Linked DNA regions of Homo sapiens: all the other regions are linked to region 1. Evidence: chromatin loops called from intact Hi-C (ENCODE). Cell type or tissue: heart right ventricle. All regions are shown on one strand.

Region 1 (8,000 bases):
TAAGCAAAAATTTGACTTTAAGAAATTAAAGAAAAAAGAAGAGAAAAATAAATCTAATGTATATAGAAGGAAGGAAATAGTAAAGGTAAGAGCTAAAATCAACAAAGTAGAAAATGTGTAAGTAATAGAAAAAAATCAATGAAACTAAAGCCTGATCCTTTGAATTGATTTTTAAAAATTGATGAACTTCTAATCAAAGAGATAACAAGAAAATAAAAATGCAGACCAATAATTTTAATGAGTATAGACACAAATATCCTGAACAAATTTTAGCAAATCAAATCCAACAGTATATCAAATATATAATACATTACATGGACCAAGTAAGCTTTAACCCAAGAATGCAAGGCAAGTTTAATAAGCAGTTCAGTTAACTAACAGAAAAAAGGAGAAAAACCGTATAATAATTTCAACTGATACAGAAAAACATTTGACAAAATTAAATAGTCACTCATGGTAAAATAAACAATTTCTAGTGAACTATAAATAGAAGGAATTTCTCAATTAATAAAGGGAGTTTAATGAAACTTACAACTAACATCCTACTTAATGGTACAAGACAGATTGCTTTGGTTTATGATGAGCAACAAGGATGGGATACTAAATTTTAGCATTTGTATTCAATGTTGTACTGGGCATCCTATCCAGTGAAATAAGGCAAGACAAATAAATAAAAGAAGCAGAGCATGTAGAAAATCCTAAGCAAACTGAAAAAGAAAAACTACTAGAACGAATAAGTAAATTTAGCCATGTTGCAAAATGTGAGGGTACTGCACAAAATTCCACTGTATTTCTCCATACTAGCAATGAACAATTGGAAACAAGAACTCAAAAATAATTCCATTTATGAAATATTAAAAATAAAATACTTAGGGATTCATTTTTTAAATTGTGTGTAATACTGCCATGTTCAAAGCTACAAAATATTGCTGAGAAACATTAAAGAATACCTAAATTAATGGAGAGATAAATGTTCATAGGTTAGAGGAATCGATATTTTTATGTCAGTTCTCCTTAAATTGATCAATGGATTCAAGGCACTCTCAATTAGAAAAGTGAATTTTTAAAACATTGACAAGCAAATTCTGAAATTTACATGGAAGATGAAAACCAAATAAAAACAAAAACAAAAGCTGAAGAGTTGAACAAATTTTGAAAAAAAATAAAAGCACAGTTGGAAGACTTATTACATCTAAGTTGGAGTCCTATTATAAAGTTATAGCAATCTGAACAGTATGGTTTTGGCATAGGAATAGAAATATAGATCAAATGAAAGGAATAATGAGTGAATCCTGAAATAGACTCACTCATCTATGGCCAATTGATTTTCAATAAAGGTATCCAGTTACTCAATGGGAAAAAAGATAATCTTCTCAACAAATGGTGCCAAAACAACTGGATATCCATGTAGACAATAATGAACCTCAGCCCTTACTTCATACCATACACAAAGGTTAACATCAAATAGATTGTAGACCTAAATATAACAGCTAAAACTATAAACTTCTATAAGAAGCCATAGAAAATCTTCATGACCTTGGGGTAAGCAAAGATTACTTATGTAAAACCTAAAAGTACAACACACACACACAAAAACACGCTTGATAAACTGGACTTTATCAAAATTAAAAACTGCTGTTTGAAAGACACTATTAAGAAATTGAAAGACAAGAAACAGACTGGGAGTGTATATTGGTTATATACATATCTAACAAATGCCTGGTATATAAAGAACTCCTACAACTCAATAATAAGAATCCAAAGACTTGATTAAAAATTGGGCAATAAATTCAGACACTTTATCAAAGAACAGGTGGCATGAGAGCACATGAAAAGCTGGTAAACATCTTTTATGGTCACCATCATTAGTCAGTAAGGAAACGCAAATTAAAACCACGATGTGATACCACTATATACTTACTAGAATGGCAAAAATAAGAAGACAGAAACTACCCAGTGTTGATGAGGATGTGAAGCAATTATCATATCTTGCTGGTGAGAATGTAAAATGTTTTCCACTTTGGAAAGCAGTTCATCTTTCTATATAGTTAAACACACAGTTACTGTAATAATAATTTTACTCCTGTAAGATAAGAAAAATAATAATGTATGTCCACAAAAGGACTTGTTAAAGATTGTTCCTAGCAGCTTTATTCATAATAACCCCATATTGAAAACATCCCCAATGTCCATCATTTGGTAAACTGGCAAACAAATTGTGGTATATCCATACAATGGAATACTACTCAGCAATAAAAAGGAACAAACTTCAGATACAGGCACAACATTAATGAGTTTCAAAAACATTGTGTGGAGTGAAGGAAGTCAGACACAAAGGAATATGTAAGTGATTCCATTCATATGAAATGTTAGAAAAGACAAATCTAATCTGTAGTTACAGAAAACAGCTAAGCGGGCCAAATATGAGGTGGGATAGAAGTTGACTTTAAAGGGGTGCAAGACAACCCTCTGAGGTGATGGAATTGTTCATTATCTTGATTGAAGCAGTGGTTACATGGGTGTGTACATTATTCAAAACTCATGAAGCTGTATAATTAATATGAGTGTAATATATGGAATGTAACTTATCCCCCAATAAAGTTGATTAAAAAATTAAAAGGAAAGTGGGGCAACCAAGTTTCATAAAGCAAAATATCTTTGGGTAATAAGTGGCATGAACTAACAGCCAATTTCCTTAGAAAACAGCCATATGGATTAATCACCTCTAGAATTATTTGTGCCTGTGCTGCCCAGATCAAAGTTCCAACTCCTGGCAGAGAGGGCCTGAGGGGCTTAGCTGAGGTCAGTTGCTCTCTTCTGGACAGGGAAAAGCTGGACCATCCTGACTGACCTTCCACCCAGACTGCTGTCCTTGTGGCAGGGATGGTATCTCAAAGAAAAATGGAGGTACTGTTACCAGAGAAGGGGCAATGATGACTGCTAAACAAACAAATAAACAAACACCAAAACAGTCTTCCCCTGTGTATTTCCAGGGAGAGTAAAGAGGATGGTGAGGGGCTTCAAACATATCTATGTTCATTCATTCCATTCATTTATTCACTCAAACATAATATGGAGTCTGTACTATTTTCCAGGAGCGTTATTGAGTAGGGACTCGAACGCTCTTGAAGTCTCTCTAAAAAGAAAGAGTTCTTATTAATGGGAGGAAGAGAAGCCTGGTAGGAGATGGTTACCTGGAGTGGTTATGGGGCTTAAACCTGTTTTTGTTTTTTTGTGGGGAGAGGGGGATAGAATTCAACGACACAAGAAAGAACTTTGCAGCAGTCAAATTTGTATCTTTTGGGGTCCTGTAAAAGCTGGAAAACTCTTTAGTCTGGAAGAGGAAGATGGACAGTCAGAGAAGCAGATTCCAGAATTCATGTCCTGTCTAACCCACAAATGGAAAAGCCCGTTCATGGTTTTAACATTCCATCACTGGGCCTCCCGGGGCCTCCTCGGCGAGTCGGCAGAGGGAGCCATTCCCCAATAAATTGCCGCGCGAGGCCTCCGAGGACCTGGGGGGATTTTCCTGCGCGTCCGGGGAGTTCTCTCTCCGCCCCTCCATGGTAAAGCAGACTATCCCACCCTCCACCCTCTGCCTTCACCTCCCCGCCCCACCTTTCCATGTACTTTGCTGCCACATCACATTCTCTGGCACGGCTTAATCACCATCCTTTCTGGGTCCCACCTTTGCGCTTTCTCCCCTGACACCACTGAGGACCCGCCGTCCACTCCAGTTGGCCGCTCGGGCGCCGGCCACCGTCCCACAAATCCTTACAGAGGGTCTAGAACACCTCCCAGGGACTCTGCCGAGGGACTTGCACCCAACGTGGGTTGGGAATCAGGCGGGCACCCACTCTGACACCCCTTCGGTCACCCCCTGCGGTGACCCCAACATTTGCTAACTTCGCGACCAGGCCTTTGGCGGGGTCACCCACCAGGCGGTGGAAGCCGCTCAGGCAGGGGCGACTCACGATCGAGGTGCAGCAGTCAGGCCGGGAAGATCCTGCATGTTGCGCTAGGGACTGCGCGCGGCGCCAAGCGACAACCCCCCAGCGGCCACTGCCCCGGCAGCAGCAGCTGCAGCAGCGGCAACTGCTCGAATCCCGGCCCCGGCTCGGGTTACCCGCCCCCACCCCCTCCAGCATCTCGGGCCAGACAGAGAAAACCTTGTTCAAGTTTGCAGCAAGTACTTTCCCGGTGCGCAAAACTGGGCGACTGGGAACGCGTTGAGACGTTCCTCTTTCCCGCTTCTCCACCTTTACGCCTGAAAGAAGACTCCCAAAGATTGCTTTCTTCTGGGACGCTGCTTGGACGCTAACCGCGTTGATTGGAACAGATTTTGTGTCTTGGCTGGCTTTGGGTGAAGACCGGGGAGAAAAGGTTGCGCTGCGATTCTCAAGATCTCTGGACCTGGGTAAGAGTTGGGCAAACTCAACTCCGGCGGCTCCTGGACCTTGGCCGGACGCCGGAAGGCTTCTCATGGGCGGGGGTCACATTTTCCTTAGCCAGGGTACCGGGGTGCGGCGTGAGGTGGGGCGAGATGGGCTCAGTCTGCGTTGTTCATGCGCTTCTTAAGGGTTTATTGTTGTTTGCATTTGGTTTTGTTACATGGGATTGTGTAGGAAAATCCTGGAGTATTTTTGATGGAGAGACATCCTCATTACGCATTTTATTTTGCATAATTCCTGCCCTTGTATTGCCTTACCTTGTGTTTGTTTCATTTTGCCGGGCGATATAGCTGGATGTAGGGAGATTTGTGGGGAATCGGACTGAGCTTGAAAGGCAGTTTCAGCTGGGCCCTTTCTTCTAGGTCAGTTGAACTTCCTTTCTGGGATCTTCACTGTTTTCTAAACTTCTCTTTCTCCCGTCCTTGGTATTCAGATTGTGCAGATAACGCTCTAGGCTGGCGGGATGCTCCCCTTTCCTGAGTTCTCAGCGATCAGTAGGGGTGTGAGGTCGCAGTCTTAGACCAAAGGGGCCTTGTCAGTATGCTTGGCTCCTTAAGGAGTGCTGGGAGGGACGGTTTTTCAAGTGATAGTTACTTAAGAAAGATAAATCCGGTGTTGATCTTTTTCTTTTAAATTCCTTGTTAGAGGACTTTTACGCCTGGTTTAAGGAAGTGTTTTGGCCTTAATTTTCTTTCTGGAAGTATTTTTCTTAGTGACACCACTGAGCAAATGAATGATGGCAATATCTTTGCTGCTTCTTTAGAAAATATCCTCACGCAAGGACCCACATTATTTAGGAGAAAGTCAAAGTTGGAGATCTTATTAGCCAAAATTAGCCATTATTATTGTTCTTAGGCTGTGATAACCATGCTGTGCCAAGGCAGAAGAGAATGACATTTCTTCTTGTTCTTCTTGCCTTACTCCTTTATATCCTGGGTCTCACTTTGTGTATAGGGTTCCCAAATAAAAATGCTTCATTCCTTATGGACAGAAATACTGGGGCCAATTTATATTATCCAGAAATGTCATCTTCCTGACACGAGTGCTCCAAGAGGTCAGCTTGCAGGGAACTTTTAATTTTACCACTGAGAGTTCAAAGAGTTCAGTTGGTAAACTCTGGGCACCCGCCAGCCTGGGTTCAGCTCACAACTCTGCCACTTTTCAGTTCTGTGATTTTGGGGTAAGTTACTTAATCTGTTTATCCACATATGTAAAATCAAAATGATAATAATAGCACTTACATCAGACAATTGTTAAAGGGATTAAGTAAGTTAATGCATGTGAAGGACTAACAAGCCTGACACATAGTAGGCACAAATTAGCTTTATTATTATTGTATAGCTAGCATTAACTATTGTTGTATCCCTCTAGTATAGCTTCTATTAGCTGTCAGTAAGTGTTAGCTATTATTCCTATTTGGATGGACTTTGAAGACTGTGCTCATCTGTAAGCTTCACTACCACCTATTGTCAAACTTAGCTCAGACATGATCTTTGTATTGCTTTTTTGTTGTGGCACTTTCAGTTGGAAAAATAAAGGTGTATATGGCAGAGCTGGAATTTATAGGGTGGTGGGTCATGGATGGGCACCAAAGACTACTTGGAACAGGTGAGGAGGTGGGAAATCTACACTCAGTTCACAGCCTGTATACCTCCTTGGAAATCCTTTACATTAATATACTTTCTTTAACCTATTTTTTAGAGGTCACTCATTTGTTCAGTAAGTATTTATTAACCATCTATTACATGTCAAGCACTGTTTTAGGTTTTATATTTTAAAAATGGCTATGCATGAGTATTGGCTTTATGTGCCTCCTCCCATTTCAAGTGTGTGACCTAGCACTCTATAAATTAAATCCCAAGTATTTTTAGCTACACAATTTCCATACCTGTTAAAATGCTCATAAGAGCACATAAAAAGCACGTATCATTGAGAAATTGAACAAAATATTCCCTATGACCTCAAGCAGATTGCTTTTCTCCATTTAGGCATCAGTTTTATTATGTATAAACTTGTGTTGAGAGGTGGGGAAAGAGTAGAATAACCTCCAGTGTTCCTTCTGGCTCCAAAATCCTTAAATTAGCTGCCTTACTTCATTGGTGGCTGTTTTTGAACCCCCACTTTTCTCTTTTAACATTTGTTTTAGGTACATAAATTACGTTACTTCCATCTTTGCATATTCATCAAAGTGAGTAACAACATCGATAATTAATGAAAAGGGAAAAGCGTTTATCTCTGTCTGTCTTTCACTATTCTCAGACTTTGGTTTATACCAGAAGCATGAAGTGGGGAGATTTGTTAAAATATTAGAGTGAACTATGAGAAATTGCTGATATTTGACCATTTTTGACCTAAATAAATGGCAATTTTGTATGGTTCAAACTATACAAACCCTAATCCCTTCTGCCTTGATTTAGAAGTAGTAAGTCTTCTGTGAGTTGTGAGAAGTCTGCATTTTTACAAGTTCCCCAGGTGATTCTAATGCAAAACTCAAGTCACATGCTCATTTAGCAGCAGTGAATTTACCTTCTTTGTGATTGTCTGCTTGGTTTAATAGTGTATTTCTAAAATGCAAATCTGATCATGTTATTCCCTTGTTTAAAAATCTTTGGCAGCTCTCTGGATGGTGAATGTCAGTGTTACCTGGGTGCATGTTGAAAATATAGATTCCAGGGCTTCACCCCAGAAGTAAGGGCCAGTAATCTGCATTTTGAGATCTCCAGGTGAACCTGGTAAAGCTGACGTCAGATCACATTTGGAGAAACACTGGCTTACAGCATAAAGTCTCACCTCCTTACCGCTATACACAAGACCACCTTTGCAGCACTTCTCAGGGTTATTTTCTGCTTCTCTGGTCCCCAGCTCTCCAGCTCCCACTGATCTTGATCTTGTTACTATCTCAAGAATACGCTGTGCACTTTCACTCTTCCATGACCCAGCTGTATATGCTGTTCCTTCCTCTGAAAATGTCTTTGACCCTCTTTCCTGTCTAACCAACCACTTACCACCCATTCATCTTTTAAGACACTATTCAAATCCCTTTGAAGACTTTCCCTCTGAAGTTTTTCCCAATTATCTCATAAACTTAGCGATATCTCATGCGAGTTCCCATTCTTGTGGATAGATTTAATATAGCATAATCACATTGTATCAGCCATATTTATTATCTGAATGTTTATCCCTAACAGATTGGTGAGTTCATCATTCCTTATTGTAAGCTCTTATACAAGTGGCTGGCCCATAGTAGTTATGGAATAAATGCCTAGAGAATGTTGGAGAAAAGTAAATGGATGAATGATAGTCAACATTTTCTTAGCAGACAAAGTGGTTGGGACAGTATTGTATACATATGGAGGGTGTGGAAAAGCCAGTTGGGAATTTCCAGTTTGGCTAGACATAGCCTAGGAAGTTAATAACTTCAAGTGGGGCTGGGCATGGTGCCTCACGCCTGTAATCCCAGCACTTTGTGAGGCTGAGGTGGGAAGATCACTTGAGGCCAGGGATCCTAGACCAGCCTGGCCAAAATGGCGAAATCCTGTCTCTACTAAA
Region 2 (8,000 bases), 200 kb after region 1:
TAATGAGGCATATCTGACCCCCGCTTTTTATCACTGCCTGAACCAGTCTTTCAGGTTACATTTTGCAGTGCCTGACCAAGGAAGGAGTCCATTCAGATGGTTGGGGGCCTTAGAAGTTTTAGTTTATATTAACATTATTTAAAAATAAATTTTATTGTGTATATTTAAGATATACAAGATGACGTTATAAGAAACATAAATATGTATTTATATATAACAGTGCATTCATCTTATTTATCTTACATATATATGTGTATATCCATATATACATATATATATGGTTACTATAGTGGAACGAATTAACATACCCATCTTCTCATTGTAAAAAGTGAGGCCAAGCTGTAGTATATGGTGAAGGATGCTCTGACACCTGGGGCTCACATAGTATCAAAACTGGCTGCAGAAGCAGCATTAGAGCTTGAGGGTAACAACTATCACTTCTCCATAAATCTGAAGTGATAACCATCTCATTTCTTGAGTGTCATGATCAAAGTCCCCTTAGGTCTACCCTCTAGATTGAAATATTTAACTTTATTAAATATTACCTCAAAGGTATGGGTAGAAAAAATATTCACATAATTTAGGGCTGCCTAGTTCTGCAAACTCCTCCAGAAACAAAAACCTACCCTCCTTAACATTCCTCCTTCCTTAACATGAGTGCAGAACCTGTCTCCTGTCTGTTTCCTGCCTTCTTCTTCAATGCCTTTCTGGCCTAGGCACTAGTCTGTGAATCTGTTTTCACAACCAGAATCACCTCTGCTCTCAGTTCTACAGTTCCAGCCCATCTCCTCTGTCCTCCAGCCACGAAATCTCTCAGACTCACTAGGGATGGGGCCAGTACCTGCATTTTTAATAAGCTACCTCCCCAACCCTGCCCCAAAAAGATTTTAAAAAATGTTTAATTAACACATACTAATTGTGTATATTTATAAGGTACACAGTGATGTTTTGATACGTACAATGTGTATTGATCTAATCAAGGAATAAAACATATCCATTATCTCAAAAATGTATCACTTCTTTGGGCTGGGAACTTTCAATATCCTCTATTCTAGCTATTTGCAAAAATATACTACTGTTAACTATAGTCATCCTATAGTGCTATGGAACACTAGAGCTGATTATTCCTACCTTGTTATAATATTGTATCCTTTAACAAATATCTCTCTGTCCCCTGGTTCCCCCTACCTCCAGGCTTTTTATAATCAGCATTAATTCATTCATGAAGGTGGAACCCTCATAACCTAAACACCTCCCAACACTGTTGCATTGGGGATTAAGTTTCCAACACATGCTTTTTGGGGGACACATTCAAACCATAGCAACTATGTTACTGCAATTTTAGAAGTGAATCTTTTTAACATGAGTTAATGTGATGTTATAAACCATGATATTAGTTGATGACTAAGGTCAAATGTGAAAGGTAATTTAGTATTTCCTTATATTTATTCCTTCTTTTTTTTTTTTTTTTTTTTTTTGACAGAGTCTCACTCTGTCGCTCAGGCTGGAGTGCAGTGGTGCGATCTCGGCTCATTGCAAGCTCCGCCTCCTGGGTTCATGCCATTCTCCTGCCTCAGCCTCCCAAGTAGCTGGGACTACAGGCGCCTGCCACCACGCCCAGCTATTTTTTTTGTATTTTTAGTAGAGACGGGGTTTCACCGTGTTAGCCAGGATGGTCTTGATCTCCTGACCTCATGATCTGCCCACCTCAGCCTCCCAAAGTGTCTGGGATTACAGGCGTGAGCCACCGCGCCCAGCCTATTCCTTCCTTTCTTAACCAAAGAGAAGCTCTCTCCTTTATCAAATCCACATTATTTCATTTGTCACAAATTTTAACTCTGATCTTAAAGATACAAGAATGATACATAATTTCAGAAACAACATTGTGAATCATAGGTACAAGGTAACTGACATTTACTGTAAAAATAAAAAAGCAAGTATAGGAATTACTTATTGGCAAAGTATACATTACAGTATGGATATACTCCAGAATCTCTAGAGATGACTCTTTTGTTCTTAATTTAACAAATGTTAACCAAGAATTAACTTTGTGTTAGCCACCAAAAGTAGACAAATAAATAGACTTTAGTTTAAATGTGGCTTGGTAAGCTATATTTGATCCCTTGTGCTTCATTACTTTTCATGAACTTAGACAACAGCCATAACCCAGATCTTCTATCTGTGGAGAAGTATTGCTGAGAGCAGAACAAATTGGACATGGTCAAGGGAGGAAGCCACAAGAAAATGTATTGTTTTCTTCTAATCATCTCAGGCAGTGAGTTCTCTAAAACTCAGAGTTCTCCAAAGATAGGTTGAACTTCCTAAGAAGTCTTATTAATAAACCCTTGTTTGGAAAAGTACAACTAATTTGAATGTGTATGGAAGCTGTCATACACATTCAAATTAGTTGTCTAAGTTCATACATACTGTAATGTATACATTATAGCCACCAAAAATCCAATGGTACAGTTTGGTGAATTCCTCATCTCAGTGGGAAATGTGAGATAGTGTATTAATTCTTCATTTTTGCAGTAAAAATTTACATTTTTATAGATGCTGTCTAAAGTTGATAAAGGAATAAAAATTTAAGTAAATTACATCAAGTTATAAATCCACTGAGGAAAAAAAAGAAAACAAACTTCTAAAATGGTAGGAAAAGCATGGACACACAAAAGCAAACAAAACACATCAATAGAGCAAAATATTAAAATCTAAAAAAGTATTGAAAACAGAAGGCATAAAACAAAATGGCAAAAAAAGATCAAATACATATGCCACATACAAATGTAAATAGTATAAACATTAACATCTCAGTATAAATGATATACAGGCAATATAAACAACATACAGATAAAAATAAAACAACTATGTTGGATATACAAAATACATATAAACAATAAAGTGTTTGAAATGTTACAAGTGAAGGTGTAAGTAAAATATTACAGGAAAATATTACAGGAAAGTATTACAGGAAAATATTACAAAAATCAGGAATTTTAATGTTAATATCAGACTGCTAAACTCAGGTAGGTAACATTAAATAAGACCAGAAAGACAACTTATATCAATAAGTGGTTCAATAAACTATTTATCACAATAAATATAACATCAGAATTTATAAATCAAAATAATAAAGAAATACAAGAAAAATGATAAACATTATAATAGTAAGAGGCTTTAACTCCCAAAGTCAGTTCATGAAAAAGTAGACAAACAGATCAGAAAAAAAGAGACTAGAAAGGACTTAAAGTAACTTAATAAGATGAATTGAACTTTATACTCTGAAGACAAAGAATACGCCTTGCATTCTACTCTTGTAATATTTTCTAAAACTAACCACAATTACACTACAAAATACCTTATAAAATATAACTAGTATATACACATGTTTTTAAATGCTCAAATTCATTCATTACTTTAAAAAACACAGATTTAGATAAGACGTCATGTTTCACTTACATGATTGGAAAAGGTCATCATGTTTGGTGATACACAGCATTGTCAAAGTCATGGGAAAAAGAGACTATCATACACTGTTGATGGAAGTAAAATTTAGTGAGGTTCAGAAATATCTTACAAAATTTAAGTGATAGCCTTTTTTAACTTAGAAATTCTATTTTAGAAATTTAGCATCCAGTTATACTCATATATGTACATAAAAATGTAATTAGTATGTTTATTGAGGTCTTGTTTGTAACAAAAGCAACTGGAAACCATCCAAATGTTCATTCATAAGAAATTTGTTAATAAAATATGTCATATCCATAGATCATAGGCTCATGTGAAAAGTTAGGCAAAAAAATACTGTTAAAGGGAAATAAACAGTGTTCAGGAAAGATCATGTAACATACCACCATGTTATAAACATTTTATATGCACAGAACATTTCTTGAAGAACATGCACACGAAAACCAATGGTAATTTCTTCTGGCTAAAGGACGGTCATTCTGTAGTGAGAAGGAAAGTTGTTTTTTTATTGTATATACTTTTGTACTAATTTTTGTTAACCATGTCCAAATATTAGATTTGCAAACCTTTTTTTAAGTAAACAAGGAATGAGAGAGACATTGTATGTGCCCATGAGGCACTTACAGGATAATGGAGGATACGAACATTTACATGAAAATGACAATACAATGTGAGAAATAAAATCGATTTTGTACAGATTGAGTGTAGAGGAAATGCCTAATTGTGATAGTGATTTTCTTATAAAAGCAAGGGAAAGTATTGTACAATGCCCCTCCCCCTTTTTTTTACTGTTAGCATACAACTTTCTAAGAAAACAGGCCTCATTTACCAACTTGAAACACAGGACTCAATGGTACCTAAAACTGCTAGATTCTCGTGAACAAAGGAAGCAAATGCAAGCAAAATCCAAGAGGAATTGTTACTAAATCAAATATGCCTTCTCCCTGTGGGGAAGAATCGTCCTTTAATACAGTCTTCTCTGATTATATTCTCCCATTCTCTCCTTTTATTTCAAGTCATCTTTCAGGCAGGGTTGAAAATTCTGTTCATGGTTTGCTGCTATCAATAATGAATGTAAAATATGTCCCCATGAGTATGGTCATGGACTCTGTATTTTAAGCGAATTCTCCCATCCTGGGTGATGGTCTGTCCTGATGACTGTGTCCTCTGTGGCACTGGCTTTGCCACGTATGTGACACAATGGTGGCGGTGCCATGGCAGTCAAGCTGAAGGCCATTTGCACAGTGTGACATGCCTCCTTGCTTTGTGCACTTCCAGTGGCTTTGATGATGTGATCATCAAATAGTCCATTGTTAGAAACAAGAGACCACTTCATCTTGACATGGACAAAAGGGGTGAATTACTGAAAAGCTCGAAGGAGTTAAGTTTCTCACAATAAATAAACAGGCTGGGAAGCATTGACAGCAATATAATCCTTTAGAAACACATTGATCTTTGGGTTTCTGTGCATTGTCTGCTGGAGTTCAGAATTCTACGCTTCTGGCAGAAAAAAAAATAGTGGAATGTTTAAATGCATGAAACATAATAGCTTATTGTAAGGGTGAAAGTATTGTGTTAGCAGGCCCCCATTTGACAGGATTTCCCTCAAAAGTTTCAGAAATCTCATGTTGAATTTTGATGCCTTTCATGATAAAATGCATTTCAACTCCCATATCATTGCACTCCTGCACTATCACAAACAGATGCTTGATTGAATTTTGCATTACTACATGTCTCATTACTCTTTTTTCCTTGCAGTCTACCATTTAGTATCACCAAGAAATATTTTAAAGTGGATTTACTATTAGAGTTTGTTGTTAGTAAAGACAATTCTATGAATTAATATAGTCAAAATGAATAGGAAAAAAGCCATTAGGAAAATCTATTAGACAGGTTCTCCATTGGGCCCTTCAAATTTCTATTTGGTAAAAGTGGAAAATATCTACGGCAGGAAATTCATATCATGTTTCACTATTTTCAACAAAAGTTTTGTTTTCAACAAAAGCCTAAGAAAAAAGAAATAAAATAGCTGGCATAAATAGAGATTCACAAATCTTCTGAGTGGAAATCACAATTATATCAACATTACATTCTATATTTCCAAAAAGATTTTTCACCTAAATGAACGTTACAAAAATGACATATCATAACTTATAATTTTTAAATTCTATACTTTAGTTCTGTCATCGATCTTTCATCCTATCATATTAGAAAGCTATCTCAATATGAAACTGTGCCTCTTTCTGTATTCCATAGCAGATAGAGTTTAGATGATGTTAAAGAAAAAACAAATTGTTGCAATATTATTTTATCTTAATTTCAACAACCTCCTTAAAGCATATATTATGACAGTGCAAAGATTGTAATCTAACCTGTGTGAAACAAAGATAAACTTTAAATTCATTCACATTAAGAATTTAGTTTAATTCAATGATATAATAAATTCTTAGATTTTAACCCCTCTTTTTCAATTGAAATGATTTTACACTCATATTGAATTACCGTTTCACTTGAGAGATTTTACTAATGCTTGTTTTTCTCTGTCTGTATTTATATAACTTGTGAATTCTCTGCAACCAATTAATGATCCAAATTGGCTTTTCCTTGCCAAGATGTGTGCTATTTCCTTCTACCATGGACTGTTGTCTTCATAAAATGAAAAATCATTTCAATATTGACTTCAGTAAGACATACTAAGACAAATGGCCCCTGAATAATAATGTCAGACTTTTCAAAGCCAAATGGAAATGAATTTCAGATCATCTTCTGTTTGTGATTATCAGCACCACTGCTCTTCCCATTAATACAGGTAGTAAGAGCTAAATCTACTTTTCCTTAAATAAATCAAAGGTAGTGGTTTATATCAAGGTTTTTGCCAAGTTTATTTGGTTTCTGTTCCCACTCAATCATTAATCTATACTTTCTGACAAATGTTTAGCTCAATATCAATTTCCTATCTTCCTGCTATAAGAACCCTGTTCAGCTTAGTATTCCCAATACCTCACCGAGTGCCCTGCCAGTAGTTTATGCAAAGCTGGGTAACTACCAGCATACATGCCAGTCAATGTTCTAAGCTCTACATTATTGACTAATTTCATATTCACAACATGGAGAATTAATGGTAAGAACCATTATTATCCTCATTTTACAAGTGACAAAACAGAGGCTAAAGAACTTATCCAAGGTCATAAACTAGGTGGTGGAGGAGCCAGCTTTTAAACCTTTAAACTCAGGCAGTCTGACTCCAGATCCTGGGTTCCTAACCACTAAGGTATGAATTCTCAAAAATATTAATTTTATACAACTGACTGATTTCATTGAGTACTTTCACAGATAGCATGGCCAAAATGCTGAAGGGGAGAAGAGAAAACTTTCTTGGCCAATGATATCTAATAAGTCAACACAGCGGTCCCCAACCCTTTTGGCACCAGGAACTGGTTTCAGGGAAGATGATTTTTCCATGGATGGGGATGGGGGATGGTTTTGGGATGAAACTGTTCCACCTCAGATCATCAGGCATTAGATTCTCTTAAGGAGGGCACAACCTAGATCCCTTCCGTGTGCAGTTCACAATAGGATTCCGACTCCTGTGAGAATCTAATGCCTGCTGATCTGACAGGAGGTGGAGCCCAGATGGTAATGCTTGCCCACCCACTGCTTATCTCCTGCTGTGCAGCCTGCTTCCTAACAGGCGACAGGCCAGTACGGATCCACGATCTAGGGAATGGGGACCCCTGACCTAACAGATGAGGGAGTTACATTATTTTCTCTTTCTTCTGCTAATTTGTTTTGTGTTTGTTTGTGGTGCTATGAAGGAATACACGAGACTGGGTAATTTATGAAGAAAAGAAAAAAAAAGAAAACTCAGAAAATGAAAGTATCAAAAACACAGTACAAAATATTTGAGGGCCTAAGGACATGAGACTGTAGACTGGAGAGCCCCACTGAGTGTAAAGGATAATCAATGAAGGAAAAGAAACCTCTTACCAAAGCACATCACTGTGAAATATCAGAACATGAGCAATTAAGAGATAAACTTGAAAGTTTCTGAGAGAAATAATGAAGTCATATAGAGAATGACATTGCACTTGTCAACAGAATATTGGAAGGGATAAAGCAATGGAAAAATGCTTTTAAGATTCTAAGGGATAATGATAGTTAATTTAAAATTTCATATCTTCATACCTCACTAATAATCAAGTGTGAGAGTAGGATAAATGTATTTTCAGATATGTAAGCTCTGAGAAGAATTCTCCTCCAGGCATCCAATTTTAGTAATCTGCAGAAGGATGTATTTTCCCAAAATAAGCTGGTGGACTAGGAAATGAGAAGCCATGGGGTCTAGGAAGTACAGGATCCAATATAGAAATATCAGGAAAATAGTAAAGAAAGTCCCAGGGCAATAGCCATAGGAGCAAGTCAACAGACAGTATCCAAAATAAAAAATTCAAAAAGCAGCAGAAAAAATATTATTTAGAGACAATAAAGATAATTATTAGAAGAAAGAACTAAAGTGTTTAAACTGATTGCTT
Region 3 (8,000 bases), 150 kb after region 1:
CTCACTGCCTGATTTAATGTGCGCTCTTGGAAAAGGTGGAGTTCCGTGTTTTTCGAATGGTAGCAAGCTTCAGAATCACCTGGAGGACACAACAAACACAGAAGCTAGTTCCATCCCCAGAAAGCCGGAAGCAGCGAGTCTGGGCTGGCACCTGAGAATTGCCATTTTTATCAACTGGTAGTAATGCCAGGCTGGGACCATGCTTTGAGAGCCACTGCCCTAGTTCTTTTCCCCATTTTGTAATTCATAGCATCCTAACCATTTTTTCTTCCATTAGGCTTTTAGCATGATAGGATATAGTGTGCAAAGTACTTACTCCAAAGCTGAGCATCATTGGGGAAGGAAGATCATTCTCTGACCTCTTACCTTCGGTTGAATAAAGGAGACAAGAAAGGAAGGCATGTGTTATGGTTAAGTACTAATAATAGCGTATATTTTAAAATAATAGCAAGAAGCTGAGGAGGACAGATGGGTCTGAAATTGAGCAATTCTTATTTAATACTAATTAGAGTACATAATTAAAGAATAGGCTGAAAAAGTCTTAGAAACTTTCTAGAAGATAATGTAGACCTTGAACCAAGAGTTGAAAAGGATAATTGGCAAGGAAGGTAGCTGGCCCAAGCATATTCTTCAGAGTTCGTATATCTATAAATATTGTTTAACTTCTTAGAGAAAGGTACTTGTAAGATATTATTTATAATTCTAAAATTAGAACGTGCTTCAAAGAGAGAACCCTTTTTCAAGTGCAAGTAACATGATATAGTGGGAACAACATGGGGTCCAGAGCCAGACCTCCCTGTGTTTGAATCATGGCCCTGCCGTCCTGCCAGTTGCCAGCTGTGTGACTTAGGGTACTTGGGGCTTAGTTCCTGTCTACAAGACGGGAATATCCATCCCTGCATTTCTGGCCTGCTGTAAAGATTAAACAAGAGAACGCATGAAAAGAATCTGGCACAGAGTAGGTGCTAAATAAATGCATGACAGCAGGGAGTCATCGGTGCATACTGGCATCTGGGCACTGCCTCTGCTTCTTGAAAGTTCCATAAGAAAATGAGAAAATGAAAAGCATATGTAATATTTGGAAACAATCATTGAATCAGCCTGCATTGAATCTTTCATCACGCCAGAGATCCCCAAGACACTCTTGCAGGGCAGCTGCCAGCCCATGTAAGCCAACAGAATTTGTGGGTGTCTTTAGCTCAAGAGACTCGCCGGTCTAAGCATTGAAAATCATGCAGCAGTGTGAAGGGTTATTGCTTTTTACAAAGCACCTGTGAAGTACAATTGTTTTTTAAGGTAAGCATTCTAGTACACCTCTTCAGGGAAGTTGATATTATCTAAGATAATAACAGATACAGTGGACAAGGCTAGTAGCAACAATAGAGATGTTCTGTACTACAAGTAAAAGCATACAGGTAATTTTAATATAAAGTACCCGTCTCAGTCCATTGGAATTTGAGTCCAGGATTCTAGTAGAAATGTGAAAGAATGAAAGGAAATGTCCTATTCTTCCAGGATTGAAGGGATATTTTGTTAGAAGGCACTAGTCTTGCCTCCAGGGGTACCAGTGATGGTTACACTGACAGGAATGGAACTCTTCTGCCTCCTGCTTATGAATTACAACCTCCTTGCAAGAGCCCTGTCTTGGGACTTCAAAGAAGCTCTTGTGGCAAGCTCAGATATGTACTATTCACTGTATTCTCTGATGGCTCAGTGTCATTCAAGTTTAAACACAAATATGTTGGAGGCACGAGCCTCCAAGTGTTTCTCTTCAGCAGCCTCTTGACTCCTACTGTCCTCCCTCCTCCCACAGGATGTCCTCTAGGGTTTTATGGAAAAGATTGTGCACTGATATGCCAATGTCAAAACGGAGCTGACTGCGACCACATTTCTGGGCAGTGTACTTGCCGCACTGGATTCATGGGACGGCACTGTGAGCAGAGTAAGTATGAGAGTGTGGCATCACTGGGTGGTATTTTTTTCCTCTAGAATCACATTTCCTAGATGCCAGGAAATATTAAGGCAGAATTCACCACTCCGAGGTTGTTTGAGCTGATGGCTGGTTACTTCTCAGCATGACTGACTTCCCCTCCCAGAGGTCAGGCCTCCCTGGGATCATCGCTGGTTACTCACTGCTCTGGGCGGAGGAGGTGTGACTACAAGAATGAAGACAGAATTCAAGTTTTCCATTCTGTTCTTTTGGGCTCTCCCTTCCTCTCCTTCTTATTTTTGGAATGTGGCTGCTCAGAGCCTTAAAAGATCCAGTCGAGCTTTCTTCATGGCAGAGGCAGAACCCGGGTCTCACATTGGAGGACAGTACATTCGGTGGGGAGGAGGGCTGGTGGCCCAGGGCCAATCCCTGTTGCTGGTGAGGGAACACATCCATGCAAACATTGCCACCCTTTCAACAACCTTCTCTAGATCGTACTTTTATACTGCTTCCATTAACAACTTCTCATCTTAGTCTTAACAACCTTCCAGACAACATACTGCCTTAAAATTTTGTTTAAGTCCCACTGGGGGAGAATATGCCGTTGGAATTACTCATCCTTATTTTTTTATTTCCACCCCACTAGCTATGCATCCCCTCACAGAGTTATAAAAACATTAGTCTTAATAAAATTGAATATTGCAAATTAGTTTATTATTCCTTTCCTCTATGACTTTCTTTCAGTATTCACGATAAATAAATAAGGGCTTAGGGCTGTATCAGACCCACTTTCTTATGATAAAACCTTTTGGGCGGGAAAAGGTGAAGAACAATTCCTGTTCACCAGAGGTTGTACTCTTGGGAAGGATCTGCCAAGATTATGGCCATAGGAGTGGTGTGGCCTGGAAAGATTGATCAGGATAGCAGGACTCTGACAATAAAGCACCCCTCCCCACCCCACTCCACTGGCACCTCACAGAGCCACTCTGAACCTGGTTGCCTCAATTTTATGTGCTAAACCCTAGGGTATTTTTGCATATCCTCTTTCTAGCAAATATAACAAAAGTGACGTCCAGGAATCAGCTCACAACAGAGACAGCCCAATTTTAGTTTTGCATCACTGTTTCATTGAGTCATGAAAACAGATCCTGACTGAGTGACACAGTTGCATACATAACTCTATTGTGCATATAAATATTGTGTGTTTGTGTATAAATGTCTAAATATGCATGGAAACCAGAATAGGCTCAAAATTTTACTTGAATGCCAGATGACTGGTTAAGGTCTTATTAAATAAGAAAACCTCTTAAGTGCTTCCATGATTACTCTCAACAGCAAATTAAAGTGTCCCTATTTTTGGAGACTTCTCCCAATGCTTATTTGTAAACAGAAACCCTGTGTTTGACAGAGAGTTCTAATAATAATAGCACATTGCCCCCTGCTGCTCACTTTATGAAAAATATCAATATTTTGTCACGAAGATTTTTAGATTTAACATGCTTACACTATCCTTTGAAATTCATGCCTAACTCTTATTAAGACCGCATAGTAAGAATCCTATTACTTTCGTCTTCAAGACTTCAACAAAATCCAGAGTTTGAATCACTCCATAGCAAATGAAGTTCTTACCTAGAAAATCAGCAAAACTTGTTGTTTGCATCTTCCCCTATTCCTGGCTAATTCAATTGAGAATGTGCGTTTATGAAGATCCCTGAGCCTACAGTAAAATATATATGTTCTCAAGAAAGCATCTTTAGTGCTCTTCAGTCTAGGCCCCTTCCAGCCTACAGTTTTGCCTGGTGGACTTGTATCAAATTGCCCTTAGTGATTATCTTCATCTGTTCCATGGGAATTCCACAGACTCTCCATATACACATCATAGAGGTAAGTATGTAGCAGCTGAAAGTGTCAGGAGCTCTAATGTTGAGCAGCCCTGTCTCTAGCCCTGTGCAGTCTGGACTGTGAGTGCCACCATGATTCCAGGAATGCTGTCCAGTTCTGGGACACTCTTGGGGGTACAAGTCAGCCTCAATAGGAATCCCCTGAAAGGACTCAGCTCTAGATGTGCAGGGCTTGCAGTCAGAGACAGCCTTGCTCCAAATTCCCAAGGTTGGAAAGCTACATTTGACTTTCCTTCTCTAGAGTGCCCTTCAGGAACATATGGCTATGGCTGTCGCCAGATATGTGATTGTCTGAACAACTCCACCTGCGACCACATCACTGGGACCTGTTACTGCAGCCCCGGATGGAAGGGAGCGAGATGTGATCAAGGTAAATATACTAGCTAATGTTTGTAGCACTGCAGTATTGTGTGAACACCATGTACCAGGCAATGTGAAGTATTTTCACTTATGTTATCCAGCAGAATCTTCACCACAACTCTAAATGGCATAATTGGTTACTTATTTAATTGCCAGATGAATGCCTTATTGTTGCTGTCCTGCAGATAAAGAAACAAAAGCTTAGAGAGGCTGAGTAATTTTCCCAAAGTCACATAGCTAATACTAGAATATGTCACAGCTTTTGTGCCAGATTTTTGTTATTCCAAAACTCATGAACTTTCTACTGGGTCTATGATTTTTTTTCAGCTTTATTGAGGTGTAATTGATACACAAAAAACACACCTATTTAATGTGTACAATTTAATAAAATCTCGACTATCTATATACCTATGAAACCATCACCATAATAAATGAAATATCCATCACCATGTGTTTCCTCATGCCCCTCCCTACTTCTACCACCCCTTAAGCCCCAGGTAATCACTCATCTCTTTTCTGTCAGTATAGATTAGTTTTCATTTTCTAGAATTTTATATAAATGAAATCATACTGTACTCTTTTGGGTCTGGCTTTGTTTACTCAGCATAATTATTTTGAAATGGAACCATGTTGTAGCACATATCAACAATTCAGTTCTTTTCATTGCTGAATACTATTCCATTGTATGGATATACTATAATTTGTTTACCTGTTCATGTGCTGATGGACAGGTGGATTGTTTCCAGTTTGGGGCTATTACAGATAAAGCTGCTATGAACAAGAGTGAATCCAGTTTTTGCATGGACATGTGCTTTCATTTCTCTTGGGTAAATACCTAGGAGTAGAATAATTGGGGTATATAGTAGACATATGTTTAACTTTTTGTAAAACTTGTGCCCCTGGTTTTCAATTGGGGTGTATGTCATAACGACCTGGGAATAGTTGTCAGGTACATGGTCCTATTTGGGAAATTCCGATTCCAGGGTTGGGGACTTTGAGAAAGTGCTTCTGATGGTTCTGAAGCATGCCCTCCAGAGAGCCACAGCTCTTACTGCATGTGGTACTCCCTGGTAGGCAATAAGCAGTTGGGCTATAAAAGGCTTTAGAAAATTGATACACTGTTGTAGATGGAGTAATCTTAAACTGCAGACCATGTAAATATTTACAACATTTAATTTCTTTGGTAAAATGACTTTTACATGCTTATGATTTACATTTGACTGTCATAACAATAGAATGTGATCTTTCATTATCACGTCATAATTACAAATACTCTGTAATCTCACTACATTATCCTTGGTGGTCTGTGTTTCAGGGCAGATTGTTTTGTAAAAAGGTCCTTCAGCATTTAGAATCATAAAATCATAGGAACATTTACTTGAGCTGGAAGCAGTGACATGGAGGCCTCTTTTCTCATTTATAGATGATAAAACTGCAGCCTGAAAGCTTAAGTGAAAGTTCAGAATATCTAGGTCAATTTTTTTAGATGCCAGATTTCTTGAATCTCAACCCATGCCTTTAGCGTTATCACTTGACGGACCATAAGGAAGAACTATGTAATGCCCAATTTTGAATTTAATGAGTAAGGTATTAGGGTAATGCTATCAGGTATTATCAGGACAAATCTTTCTGTCATGGAAAATAACTTTGCACAGAACAATATCTTCTGAGGTAAAAGACCCATTGAAATTAGCAAAAGGTAGATCCTGTTCTTAGACTAGATTTATAATGGTGTTATGCTTGCTTGGAAGGAAAATTACTCTTAGAAATGCTAAGGATAGACATAAAATTTGGTTAAGCAGTTGGGACATTTAGCATTTAACTCTGCATAAGCTCAGTATTGAATAATAAATAAAGCAAAATAAAAATTAGATAAATTGTTACCCCAAATTAATTGCCAGTCTAAGTATTTAATCGGAAATATATAAGAAGCTCTCAAATCCTACTGTTGAATCTCTTTGGGTTCAGAAAATCCTGTCTCTTTCTTTATATTTTTTTAGGGACAGGGTCTTGCTATGTTGGCCAGGCTGGTCTCTAACTGCTAGGCTAGATCAGTTCTCCCGCCTCAGTCTCCTGAGTAGCTGGAACTCCGGGCACGCATCACTGTGCCCAGCTTCTGTCTCTTTTTGAGGCTTACAGCAGCCTTTCTCTGGGCATGGATAGGCCGACAACATCTGACAATGAGGAATGTTTGCTTTTTCTTCCTGCTCTGTTTCCAAATTAATGTTTTATGAACTGAAAATATGCAGGCATTAGCACAGAAGGAGGTTTTTGTAAGTAGAGATCAAACGTTTATCCAGCACATTGTCATCCTTTCTCAAGTCTCTCTTCTTTTTCTAGCTGGTGTTATCATAGTTGGAAATCTGAACAGCTTAAGCCGAACCAGTACTGCTCTCCCTGCTGATTCCTACCAGATCGGGGCCATTGCAGGCATCATCATTCTTGTCCTAGTTGTTCTCTTCCTACTGGCATTGTTCATTATTTATAGACACAAGCAGAAGGGAAAGGAATCAAGCATGCCAGCAGTTACCTACACCCCTGCTATGAGGGTCGTCAATGCAGATTATACCATTTCAGGTAAGAGCAGAGGCAGGAGAGGCATTTTGCTTCTTGAAAAGTTAAATTTCATTCGGGTTCTTTAAAACTGGGTGTTTGGCTGTGCTGTCCATTGTTTCTGTCAATTCTCATTGAGAGAATTCTATGTTTGGAAAAGGTATACATTGCTAGAGATGAGTTTTTTATTTCAACAATAGTAAATTGTCATTCTGTGGTTTGCTATAAGGGTTTTAAAATTGAGCTCATTGTGTTTGTGGTTTAGATTTAGGGAATTTCAATCCATAAGGAGCTTTGTATCCAGCCTCAAGCTTTTGTCATATGTGAGGGGGGTGAGGAGGAAGAGAGGATGATAAGTTTACCAAGGTCATGGATCAGATTAGGGACCAGTTCTCCTGTCTCTGAATGAGGGTACTTTCTATGTGCTTCCCAGCCTCTCCCTAGGCCTACCCGAATCGTTAACTGAAGGGAACAAAGTTATATCAGAAACAGCTTTTTGGTATTAGCAAGAACCAAGGCAGCCCTTTAAGAAAACTCTTGATTTTTTCTGTTCTGTCACAATGCCTCATAAAAGGAAAAATAAAATTATAATCAATCATCAGTAGAAGCAACCATTTACATGGAGGAATTTAAAAGTTTAAAATCTTTATTACTTTTTGGGTGATTATTGAAGGCCTTCTGGTTGGTTACATGTTTAAAACTACAAAATTCCGTGGAAATATGAGAAGTAGCTGATTTACATAGTAGTGCATTTTCAGTGCAGAATTATTGTGTCAAGAACTCAAGTGTTTAAAAAAAGGAAAGTTGCAGAGTAGCTTCAAATGATACCTTCCCAGCTGTACCAGCCCCAAAGCAAAGAGCAGTTATCTGTGGATACTGTGAACAAAAGTTCTCTGAAAAGGAATTTGGGGGAAAGAGATTTTATTCCAGTGAACGGTTTGCAAACCCAGGAGTTGCAGCCAGTGTAAAATGAAAGTGCAGTTCAGAGAACAAAGGGAAGGCTTGGGTTTTATAGCAAAAGTCCCCACCCAGCTTCCAATCAGGCCCTTTTAGGAAAGTGAAGGATTGAAACTGGTTTAATTCTAATTGATCAGTGCAGCTGAGTTCTGGTTGGTTGACACAGCGGAACCCTGATCCTTTGATAAAGCTAAGCCCTGATTAGCTAAGGCAGGTAAGCTCTGATTGGTTGGTTCAGCTGAGCTCTGAAAGACCCAAAGATAAAAAGCTGGGTTTTCAGGGAACTCAGAGTACAGGTG

Evidence for each region. A loop is a pair of places that touch in the nucleus more often than their neighbours do. Peaks named below come from ENCODE experiments on the same cell type or tissue, not always from the same donor. Only the 100,000 strongest peaks of a DNase experiment are listed, where the experiment ranks them.
Region 2: a loop joins it to region 1, with 3.0 times the contacts of the local background. A loop is called at or near these places in 63 of 110 quality-filtered maps.
Region 3: it touches region 1 in a loop (19-fold over the local background); 51 of 110 quality-filtered maps call a loop at or near these places.

Annotation. Positions count from the first base shown.
Region 1 is chr5:127,286,640-127,294,639 of GRCh38, forward strand. It overlaps MEGF10 (multiple EGF like domains 10), which reads left to right and starts at 4,157. Exons shown (of 25, transcript NM_001256545.2): 1 at 4,157-4,417. It overlaps LOC105379199, which reads right to left and starts at 4,097. Exons shown (of 4, transcript XR_007058921.1): 1 at 3,939-4,097. In heart right ventricle, a CTCF peak has its summit at 3,462 (motif pointing right); a DNase peak (open chromatin) is centred at 3,467; H3K4me3 peaks cover 1,470 bases; H3K27me3 peaks cover 4,433 bases.
Region 2 is chr5:127,481,945-127,489,944 of GRCh38, forward strand. No RefSeq gene overlaps it. Among named protein-coding and RNA genes, the nearest start is that of PRRC1, 32 kb to the right of the region's middle. In heart right ventricle, no CTCF peak of the experiment used is centred here; no DNase peak of the experiment used is centred here; H3K27me3 peaks cover 875 bases.
Region 3 is chr5:127,438,926-127,446,925 of GRCh38, forward strand. It overlaps MEGF10 (multiple EGF like domains 10), which reads left to right. Exons shown (of 25, transcript NM_001256545.2): 18 at 1,814-1,942; 19 at 4,073-4,201; 20 at 6,532-6,768. Among named protein-coding and RNA genes, the nearest start is that of PRRC1, 75 kb to the right of the region's middle. In heart right ventricle, CTCF peaks have their summits at 3,360 (motif pointing left) and 3,562; no DNase peak of the experiment used is centred here; H3K27me3 peaks cover 639 bases.